Linked DNA regions of Homo sapiens: region 2 is linked to region 1. Evidence: chromatin contacts called from ENCODE Hi-C data. All regions are on one chromosome and are shown on one strand. Each heading gives the region's core, a stretch centred on a gene start or an enhancer-like site at or near the end of the contact. The rest is flanking DNA. Distances are from core to core; before and after follow the strand shown. Region 1 holds the start of ARL2BP (ARF like GTPase 2 binding protein). Region 2 overlaps CCDC102A (coiled-coil domain containing 102A).

Evidence for each region. A loop is a pair of places that touch in the nucleus more often than their neighbours do. Pooled maps may share reads with other maps.
Region 2: a map of CD8-positive, alpha-beta T cell shows a loop between it and region 1 (4-fold over the local background). The contact joins the enhancer-like site here to the promoter of ARL2BP in region 1. A Hi-C loop is called at or near these places in 2 of 168 maps with a recorded cell type or tissue (CD8-positive, alpha-beta T cell and naive thymus-derived CD4-positive, alpha-beta T cell) and 6 of 50 pooled maps.

Annotation. Positions count from the first base shown.
Region 1 is chr16:57,242,274-57,247,346 of GRCh38, forward strand. It overlaps ARL2BP (ARF like GTPase 2 binding protein), which reads left to right and starts at 2,986. Exons shown (of 6, transcript NM_012106.4): 1 at 2,986-3,132; 2 at 3,807-3,868. The coding sequence starts at 3,095. LOC124903697 (a long non-coding RNA gene) reads right to left here. Exons shown (of 2, transcript XR_007065082.1): 2 at 3,542-5,073. RefSeq lists silencers at 2,705-3,084, 3,175-3,384.
Region 2 is chr16:57,513,384-57,518,456 of GRCh38, forward strand. CCDC102A (coiled-coil domain containing 102A) reads right to left here. Exons shown (of 9, transcript NM_033212.4): 6 at 4,685-4,894; 7 at 2,910-3,080; 8 at 1,958-2,061. Among named protein-coding and RNA genes, the nearest start is that of CCDC102A, 21 kb to the right of the region's middle. Within about 2 kb of position 2,013, at least 4 of the 41 ENCODE cell types and tissues checked have a DNase peak (open chromatin) inside an H3K27ac peak, as active enhancers do.

The DNA.
Region 1 (5,073 bases), core at 1,736-4,235:
GAGAAAACGTTCTGATTTCCAAGAATATGGTTTAACAACCCAGGGATTAGGGGCTATATAGCATGATGGTTGAAATAGGCCCTTTGGAGTGGGACTGGACCCAGGTCCCACTAATGCTTGGTTTCCCAGTCTGTAAAATGGAGATACTACCCACCTCATACCGGTTTTTTGTTTTTGTAAGGTCTCAAATATTTCAAAAGGAGACAATGTATTTATAAATGTTTAGCACACTATCTGATACATCCTTGAGTGGGTACTTTTTATCTTTATCCCCATTTGTTCCTAGAGTCAGTAAGGTTGGTGAAATGGATTAAAAGATGGCCACAAATTATTTGACATCCCTCCCGTCAAGAAATGAGGTTTATGTCTACTTTCCTTAAATTTGGGTGGCTCTGGGTCTGCTTGATCAGTGGAACACAGTGGAAGGGCTATTGTGCCAGTTTCCAGTACCAGGTCTTTAAGTGACTGCCAGCTTACATTTCAGTGTCTTGAAACACTTGCTCTTGGACCCAGCACCATGGTGTGAGAAAACCCAAGAATCCCCTGAATCCTATAGATGGAGAGGAACTGAAACCCCCCAAACCCCGGCCCCAGTTCTCTGGCCAATGTCCACAACTGAGAGCCAAGAGCCAACACTAATTTGCCAGCCATGTGAGTAAACTCCTTGGAGGAAGCTCCTCTAGTCCATTCCAGCTGCCCCCAGCCGACACCAACTGGAATAGAGACTAGCTGGCCCTGCCCAAATTACAGATTAGTGAGCAAAATGGTGGTTTTAAGCCACTAAATTTTCAGGTGGTTTGTAACAGCAATAGATAACCAGAACAGATTAAATCAAGGTGTGTTCCTCCTCCACTCCATCAATGACTTAGGAAGGGTAGGCAAATTCATTTTGTCCAGAAATGTGTGGTATATAGAGAAAGTAGGTCATGAAGAAACTCTCTGAGTTTGCTGTAAGCTGTGTGACCAGGGCTTGACTAAACAACTCAGTCCAGTAATTCAGCAAATCTTTTTAAATGCCTATCTTCCACTTGGTGCTAAACAGAGTAACTCATAATTGATGTCACCTGACCGGGTGCGGTGGCTCACGCCTGTAATCCCAACACTTTGGGAGGCCGAGGCGGGCAGACCACCAGAGGTCAGGAGTTCGAGACCACGCTGGCCAACATGGTGAAGCCCTGTCTCTACTAAAAATACAAAAATTAGCCGGGTGTGGTGGCACGCGCCTGTAATCCCAGCTACTTAGGAGGCTGAGGCAGGAGAATCCCTTAAACCCGGGAGGCAGAGATTGCAGTGAGCCGAGATTGCGCCACTGCACTCCAGCCTGGGCAACAGAGCAAGACTCCCTCTCAAAAAATAAATAGGCCGAGCGCAGTGGCTCACGCCTGTAATCCCAGCACTTTGGGAGGCCAAGGCGGGCGGATCACCTGAGGTCGGGAGTTCAAGACCAGCCTGACCAACATAGAGAAACCCCATCTCTACTAAAAACACAAAAAAATTAGGCATGGTGGCGCATGACTGTAATCCTAGCTACGCGGGAGGCTGAGGCAGGAGAATCGCTTGAAACCGGTAGGCGGAGGTTGTGTTGAGCCGAGATTGCACCATTGCACTCTAGCCCGGGCAGTAAGAGCGAAACTCCATCTCAATAAATAAATAAATTAGTAATAATTTATGTCACCTTGGTCACAGCTGTCACACCCGACTGTGTCTTTGTAACCATCTTTGTTTCAGATCCCACGGATATCTATTTTAAGTCCATTCAAAGATGTCTGCTAGGCCGGTTGTGGTGGCTCACACCTGTAATCCTAGCCCTTTTGGAGGCCAAGGTAGGTGGATCATCTGAGGTCAGGAGTTCGAGACCAGCCTGGCCAACATGGTGAAACCCTGTCTCTACTAAAAATTCAAAAATAGCCGGGCATAGTGGCACGTACTTGTAATCCTAGCTACTCGGGAGGCTGAGGCACGAGAATCGCTTGAACCTGGGAGGCGGAAGTTGTAGCCAGCCGAGATCGTGCCACTGCCCTCCAGCCTGGGCGACAGAGCAAGACTCCGTCTCAAAAAAATAAAAAATGTCTGCTAACCCATTCTGACTGGCCACCTGACCCTCAGTTCATACCTTAAACCCCTCTAGTTCCTCTAGTCATATACCACACTTTGGCCATAAGGTATCATGCAACTAAAGAGACACAATGCTTAGTTGTCCAATCAAGAGAAATCAGCTCAAACGAATCCTTTTTCAAAGTTTGGCAGTTTTGAAGAGGCCTTTTCCTGAAAGGTATCTGATTCCTGATTGCGTGGCTCAAAATAGTTCTTCAATTCTCATCTTGTATAATTAGTCAAGAAACCAATTACTGCCGAGTAATCTTTATGATGCGAAGATTATAACGTAAATTACAGGACATCGACTTCTTGCGATGGGGCTTTCCTTCCACGAGGGGTAGGAACTGTCTTGAAATCAGACGTCAGCATCACCTGGTTCAAGGGATAAGGGACTGGCTCTCCAGCGACTTGGCAACTTACAAGCGCTCTTTAAACACGCCTTAAACTACTTATTTAATCCTCCACACTCAGGGAGGCGCAATTTATTCTCGAGTTGCGAGTGAGGAAATTCTGGCTCGTGGCTTCGATTCCTTCATCCGTACAATGGGGGCGACTTGAGACGGAGTTCCCACACAACGGGTGCTCGCCGAAGCGCCGCATCCCTCCGCACTCCCTTCCGGGACTTCCTCTCCCTGTCTTGCCCCGCCCCGGCATCGGTAACGCTCGCCTGTGATTGGATGCCGGCCGGCCGTGAGGCGGTGGAAGGGGTTGCGGTGGCCATGGTGACAGGAGGCGGGGCGCCGCGCCCCTCCGGCAGTCACCGAGGCCCGGACCTGCGGCGTCGGCGGCGCGCGCAGAGGGCCAGGCGGGCGTAGAGGCCGGACCGACGCGTGGCGGCAGAGGGTATCCAAGGCCGGACCTGGCGCGCAGGCGCTGACCCGACCTGGCAGTGAGCTGGCCGCGGCCTTGGCTGAGAGGCCTTAACCCCGCCGGGCGGCCGCGCCCTGCATGCGAGTTGGGCCGCGGGCGGGGTTGGAGCCTACTCGGGGCGACTGCGATGGACGCCTTAGAAGGAGAGAGCTTTGCGCTGTCTTTGTGAGTAGCTCCTCCAGGGCGCAGGCGACTTGGGGCCGGAGGCAGCGGGCGTTCGCCCCGGGGCCTGACCCTATAAAACAGGTGTCCTTAGGGGCCGGGCCGGGCCGGGCCGGGCAGGGTGGGGGCCGCCAAGGCGCCGTCCCAGCTCCAGGCCTTCCTTTTGTAGAGTACTAAGGCTGCAGGTTTCAGGCCCCGCAGGACAGGAGTGCGAGGCGGGTGTCACCGTTGATCAGCGCCTCCATCACAATCCCCAGCCGCCAACCCTCAGCTGTCAGCAAAGCCTGGAGGGGTTGAGCGCCCGAGGCCCCTCCACCCCTCCCTGGCCCCCGCCTCCCGGACTCCTGACCAAATGACCCCCCCCGGCAGGTGTTTCGCCCGTGCCGGGTTCATGCTCACAAGCAGACAGGTATGGGGTGATAGCTAAGAGCCTGGAGAACAAGTTTTTATTAAAGTGGAGTCATGACATTGAACGTTCATGTCACAAACGTGCCGAGTGTGTTTTCTTCTGTTTGGACTTACTAGATCAGTCAGTCATTCTTAATCGTTGAAGATGGGTGATGGGAAGTTCGTTTTGCTACTCTTTTTTCTCTTGTGCATGTTTGAAAACGTCCATACTAAAAACATTTTTTTAATGCATTATTTGAAATAGCACCTAATCCAGGCATGTTTTTCAGCTCCTCCGCCTCTGATGCAGAATTTGATGCTGTGGTTGGATATTTAGAGGACATTATCATGGGTAAGCTTTTAAGATACTGTTTTTAAGGACTTGCTTGTTTCTTTAAGGACATTGAAATCAATTTGGAGAGTTAATTTTAAAAAGAGAAAACATCAAGCTGCCTGCAATTTTTAATGTAGCACAATGTAATACTTAAGTAAAGGCTTACTGCAGTTTGTCTTAGAAACAAACAGCCCAGTACTCCTGAAAACATCTAATAAGCATAGATTCAGAGGCTGGAAGGGACTGACTCAGGCTAATAGGGCACCAGCAGTGTGGCGTTCTTCGCAAAACTATAGGAAATAATGATCTACTCTATTTCTTATGTAGGGTAAGAGCAATTTCAATTTTAGATAGTTTTGAGTTTTAACATTTTCATGCCATAAAACACATAAAACCAGGCCAGGTGCGGTGGCTAACGCCTGTAATCCCAGCACTTTGGGAGGCCGAGGTGGGCGGATCACGAGGTCAGGAGATCAAGACCATCCTGGCTAACACGGTGAAACCCTGTCTCTACTAAAAATACAAAAAAAATTAGCCGGGCGTGGTAGCGGGCGCCTGTAGTCCCAGCTACTCAGGAGGCTGAGGCAGGAAAATGGCGTGAACCTGGGAGGTGGAGCTTGCAGTGATCCGAGATCGTGCCACTTCACTCCAGCCTGGGCGACAGAGCGAGACTCCGTCTGGAAAAAATAAAAATGAAAATAAACACATAAAACCATAACCATAAGCACACATGGCCATAAAGAAAACAAGGTATTAAGCTTCAGCTGGTTCTGTATTTTCCTAGGTTTTGAGTTCCTACTTGTGGATGTATTTGGGCATCCATGAAACCTGCTAAGTAACAGAGAAGCAGTAACAGTCCCCAGAGGTTTAAGACAAGTATGTAGGAGGGGAAAACTTACATTTGAGAAAATTCTGTTGACTTTAAGTTTTATGAGAATTGAGAAAAGAACACTGTTATTTGGTGTTATTGGCTGTATGGCTTAATCCATTTAGAATGAAAATTACTGACCAAGTTTTTATACCTTCAGGTATAAAGGTTCATGCCCTTAACTCCTGAATATAGATGTTTCATCATTAAGCTCGTTTCCCATGTGGACTTGGGGATTTCTGGGGAATACTGAAGAATCCATTCAGTTCTCTTGCCTATTATACCCTATATGCTATGGGAAAATGAGCCTTCTGTGAGCCTACGGTATTTATCCCAAAGTCTGGGTCCTTTCTGA
Region 2 (5,073 bases), core at 763-3,262, 270 kb after region 1:
AATGCCGATCCCTCCCCCAACCCCCCAGCAAAGTGGCCGCCCCGGCTGCATCTTACTGGAAGACATGAATTATTAACACGTAAGGGAGGGGCACAGGCGGGGGCCTCCATTACTGCACAGTGATTTAGTGAGCTGTCCCCGGAACATTAAAGCACAAAAAGTTGGAAAATAAAACGACACAGCGGTCCTGGGTGGCCCCACCCTCCCCGATGGAAGCACTTGAGAGGCCCAGCAGGGCCTGCCTGCCCACTTCTGGAGTTTATGGCTCCTGAACAATGTGACCCAGACTGCGGGAAAGCCCCAAGGCTAAGTGGTCTTTTGAAGGGTGTGTGCTGCAGGGTCAGAGCAGGCAGAGCCAGCCAGGCATGGGTCCTGACTTGGGCCCACGCCTGGGCCCCTGCACAACACTTTATGGGCGTCATCCCAGGCAGATGGGGAAATCGAGGCTCAGTTTACCATGGCACAATAGCTGTTAGGTCTCTGCAGCCCATTCTCTAAGCCACAAGATCTCAGCAAACAGCAGCATATAGTAAATGCTCAATAAATAAGGGCTTGGATGGCTGATGGCCAGGGGTGATTCTGCCTGGCCACCCACCAACTGTGTGGCCATGGAAAGACTTACCCTCTTGGGCCTTAGTTTCCTCATCTGCCAGCCCCCTAGGAAAAAACATCTTTCCTTTCTCTCATAGAAGCAGCGTGATGCTGATGCACAACATGTAACCCAAATATAAGCCCCTCCGCAGCGGTAGTAGTAACAGTAGTAATAGCAGCAGCTGCTGACAATCACTCAGCATTTATTATGTGCCAGGTGTTTTCTTTCTTTTTTTCTTAGAGACGGGATCTCACTTTGTCTCCCAGGCTGGAGTACCGTGGTGTGATCACAGCTCACTACTATAGCTATGAACTCCTGAGCTCAAGTGATCCTCCTGCCTCGGTCTCCCAAGTAGCTGGAACTACAGGCACACACCACCATGCCTGGCTAAGTTTTGTATTTTTTGTAGACATGGGGGTCTTGCTTTGTTGCCCAGGGGGTCTCAAACTCCTGGTCTCAAGCAATCCTCTTGCCCTGGCCTTCCAAACTGTTGGGATTACAGGTGTGAGCTACCATGCCTCCAGGTACTTTCTTAAGAATGGATCAGCTCATTTAATACTCACAACAATCAAGAGGTAAGAACTATCATCATCCCCATTTTACAGATGAAGAAACTGACACAGAGAGGTTAAATAAATGTCCCAAGGCCACACAGCTGCTAATGCTGAGCCAGGCTTCAGACCATTCAGGCAGTCTGGCTGCAGAACCGGGCACCCTCTATTCCACGAAAGAAGAGAATGCAACTAAGTGCATTCTCAGGGCCCGGCACAGGTCAATGCTGTGGCTCCGATGCTCCTTGGGCCTCCCAGCTGTGAAGTGGGAGGGACGTGGACTGAAGTTTTCTGATATCGCCTGGTTCTGTGATTCACAGAGTGCTGGGACAGAGACAGGGTTGGGAGAGGGAGGCAGAGTGTGCTGGGTGGGGCCTGTTGGCAGTGGACGGGATCCAGGCCTGGGGCCCCTCCACGAGTCCCTGCTCACCAGTCTCTCAGATCCCTGCTGTCTTGGTGTCACCTGGGCCCAGTAACGCTGAGGGCTGCCTATTTGAGCCCTGCTGGCCCCACCCACTGCCCCAAGCCTTGGGCCTGACCTCTCCAGCCCGCCCTTCCTGCCCTCACTCTACCCACCAGCCCTCCTGCTAGAGGAGACAATTCCAGGGCCTGCAGCTGGCCTGACTTCCTGCACCCCCTGCCCTGGTTTCCTGGCTCTGGCCCTTCCTGCCCGGAGGGGACAGGATTCTGGCTCCAGGCACCTGGATCTCTTCCTTCGTCTCCCCCTCCAGCCTTGGTTTGGGCTCCGTCCCTGACCGGAGGGTTCCCTGGCTGGAAGTCTCTGCCCTGTTTCTGTTCCCTGCCCGGGGCCCACCTGGACTGCAGGTGCTCCAGTTGCACTTGCAGGTTCTCGCTCTGCTCCGTCTGCTCGTCCAGCGACCGCTGCAGCTTACGTGCCTGGTTGTGGGCCTCGTCCAGCTGTGGGGGTGAGCAGGGCCGAAAGCACGAGGGTCACCCAGGGCTGGGCAAGGCCGGCCACCCGCCCAGGGAAAACCACTCCTGCTGTTCCCTGGGAAGGTGCTCCTCCGAGAGTGTTTGCTCCTTGAGGCCTAGGCTAAGGCTTACCTCTTCTAGAAAAGCATCCCTTTGGTTCCTCTCCATCCCCTTTGCCTCCTCTTGCACATCTACCCATCCTCCCAGGCCCTGCACTACTGATGCAGCCATCCACCTCCTATCCTTCTGTCCCCATCAGTCTGTCCATCGGACCATTCGTCCAGGGAGATATTCATCTGCCCATGGAGACAGTCACCCACCACTCCCCATCCATTAATCTAATCAGCAGCCCATCTAGCATGCCTAGCCATGCCTTCCTGCTCTCCCGGACACACCTATCTTCCCGTCAACCTGGCCTTCTTTCTCCCTCTGTATTCGTTCTTCCACCCACTGACCCAGTCAGCTGTCCATCCATCTGTCCACTCTCTACCCATCCAGCCATCATCTGTTCATACATCCATTGGATCCACCCATCCATCTGCCCGCCCTGCCTCTCTCTCCCATTCATCCATCCATTCATTCCTTTACCCATTGGTTCATCCATGCACACATCCATCTTGTCTTCTGTTCATTTTTCTTCCCATCTTCCCACCCACATGTCCATCCTGCCATCCATTCATCACGCACCTACCCACTCTATCCTGGGCGACTCCTGAGAGACAGGCTTGTGCCAGGCACCAGGGGCTGAGAATGGAGAAGCCAGGATGGCCCTGCGGCCCCCACTCCTCCCTGGCCAAGGTCTGTTGCTGCCCCTGCCCCTCTGTGGTCCTCACCTCGTCCTCAGCCTGGGCCAGCTCCTTCTTGAGCTCCTCCACCCGCAGCCGCAGCTTCTTCACCTCAGCCTCGTGCTGCTCCACCCGCCGGTTGGCATGTGCCAGCTCTGCCACCTTCTCCTGGAACTGCTTCTTCAGCTTGCCATGCACATGCTTCAGGTCTGCCAGCTCCTACAGGGCACAGGGATGGGGTGGGAGGGAGGAGGGAATCAGTATCAGCTTGGGCGCCATGCCAGGGAGTCCCACGAGGTCAGGCAGTTCTAGGGATGCTGGGTGTCTCTCCTTCCCAGAATCTCTCCATCTGTTGTCTGAAGTATCAGCAGTAGAGGTTTGGCTGAGCAGCCAGAGGCTGGAGGTGCCTTCCAGGGAGGTGAGAAGGCTGGGTGGGTGGAACCTGTGGCTCCGGTTTGGATGTGTAACTTTCAGATGCTACTGGATCTACCCTGGAGCTGTTGGAGCAGGGTCGGGGTTTCCGGGGAAGGATGAGGTCTGGAGTCTTCAGGGGCGTATGGCATTGAAAGAGCTGGGTTGGGAATGAGCTAGGCTGGGGAATGGGTGGGTGTCTCAGAGCCCAGAGTGGCTGGGAAGAGGAAGGGCAGCCAGCAAAAGAGATGCCCACCCTGGAGCTCTGTGAGTTCTCTAAGCCTCAGTTTCCATTTCTGTAAAATGGGAATAGGCATTGCCTAAAGGTCTCTTGAGTCCATCCTTTTTGTTCCATCTCTACTGACTGCAACCTGGTCCAGGTCTCCTCCCTCTCTTGTTGTCCAGGGAATGTCAACAGCTTCCCCCCAGCCTGTCTTCCCATCCTCTGCCCACACAGCCTGCTCACACTCCCCTCCTGCTTTAAACTCTCTCGAAGAGTCCCACCACTCGTGCCTCACTTACCACATCCCCCCGCTCACTCCCCTCCAGCACACTGGACTTGTTCCTCCAAAGCTCTGTGTCTCTTTCACCACGGACATTTATTCATGTTATTCCTAACTTCTCTCCATCCCCTCCCCTAAATCCGCACACTACCAGTTAACGGCTGCTTTTCCTGGAGAACTCAGTTTATTTATTTATTATTATTTTTTTGAGACGGAGTTTCTCTGTCACCCAGGCTGGGGTGCAGTGGTGCAATCTCAGCTCAGTGCAACCTCTGCCTCCCGGTTTCAAGTGATTCTCCTGCCTCAGCCACCCGAGTAGCTGGGATTACAGGTGCCCACAATGCTCGGCTAATTTTTGTATTTTTAGTAGATATGGGGTTTCGCCATGTTAGCCAGGCTGGTCCCAAAATGCTGACCTCAGGTGATCTGCCCACCCCAGCCTCCCAAAGTGCTGAGATTACAGATGTGTGCCACTGCGCCTGGCTGAGAACTCAGTTTAAAATGTCACTGCCTCCGGGAGGTATTTCCAGGACCGTGGGCCTAAGCCAGGTCTCCTAGTATCCCCTCTTCTTGCTGGTGACCATGAAGCTGTGTGATTGGCATGAATCTGTGTGACAGAGAGAGCCATGTGTACATCCCCCAAGTAAGTCTTCAGCTCCATGAGGGGAAGAGGGGAGGCCACATCTGTCTGTTCAGTGCTGTGTCTCTGGCACCTAGAGTGGAGCTTGGCACATAGTAAGTGCTCAATGAATGCGGCTACTATAATTACCAACTGGTCTAGCACACAAGGTGCTGAATACATGCAGCTACCATAATTATCACCAGGCCTGACACATAGTAGGGAAGCTGCGCTCTGGCTGGATGGGGAGGTGGCAGCCCCAGCACTGGCCACTCCACTCCTTGCCCCACCTTGTTCTTCTCGAAGAGCGCGGCCTGGCTGGCCCTCAGGTCGCAGTCCAGTGCGCTGGCTGTTTGCCGCCGCCGCCGGGCCAGCGCCTCCTCCAGGTCTCCGACCTGTGCCCGCAGCTTCTTGTTCTCCCGCTCAAGGCCCAGTTTCTCTGTCTCCAGCCGCTCCCGGCGGCCCCACTCCGCAGCGTTTTCGGCCTGCAGCCGCTCCATCTGCAGCAGGGCAGGGCAGAGTGAGGACTCCCAGCGGAGGGGGCATGCAGGGCCTGAGCTGGATGCCCCCGCCACCTCCTGGAGCCATTTTTGGCTCCAGGAAGCAGATCCAGCTGCATTGGCTGTAATTAAGCTGGGCTCATTTCATGGTGTACAGGATGTGAGGGCGCTTCTGGCCT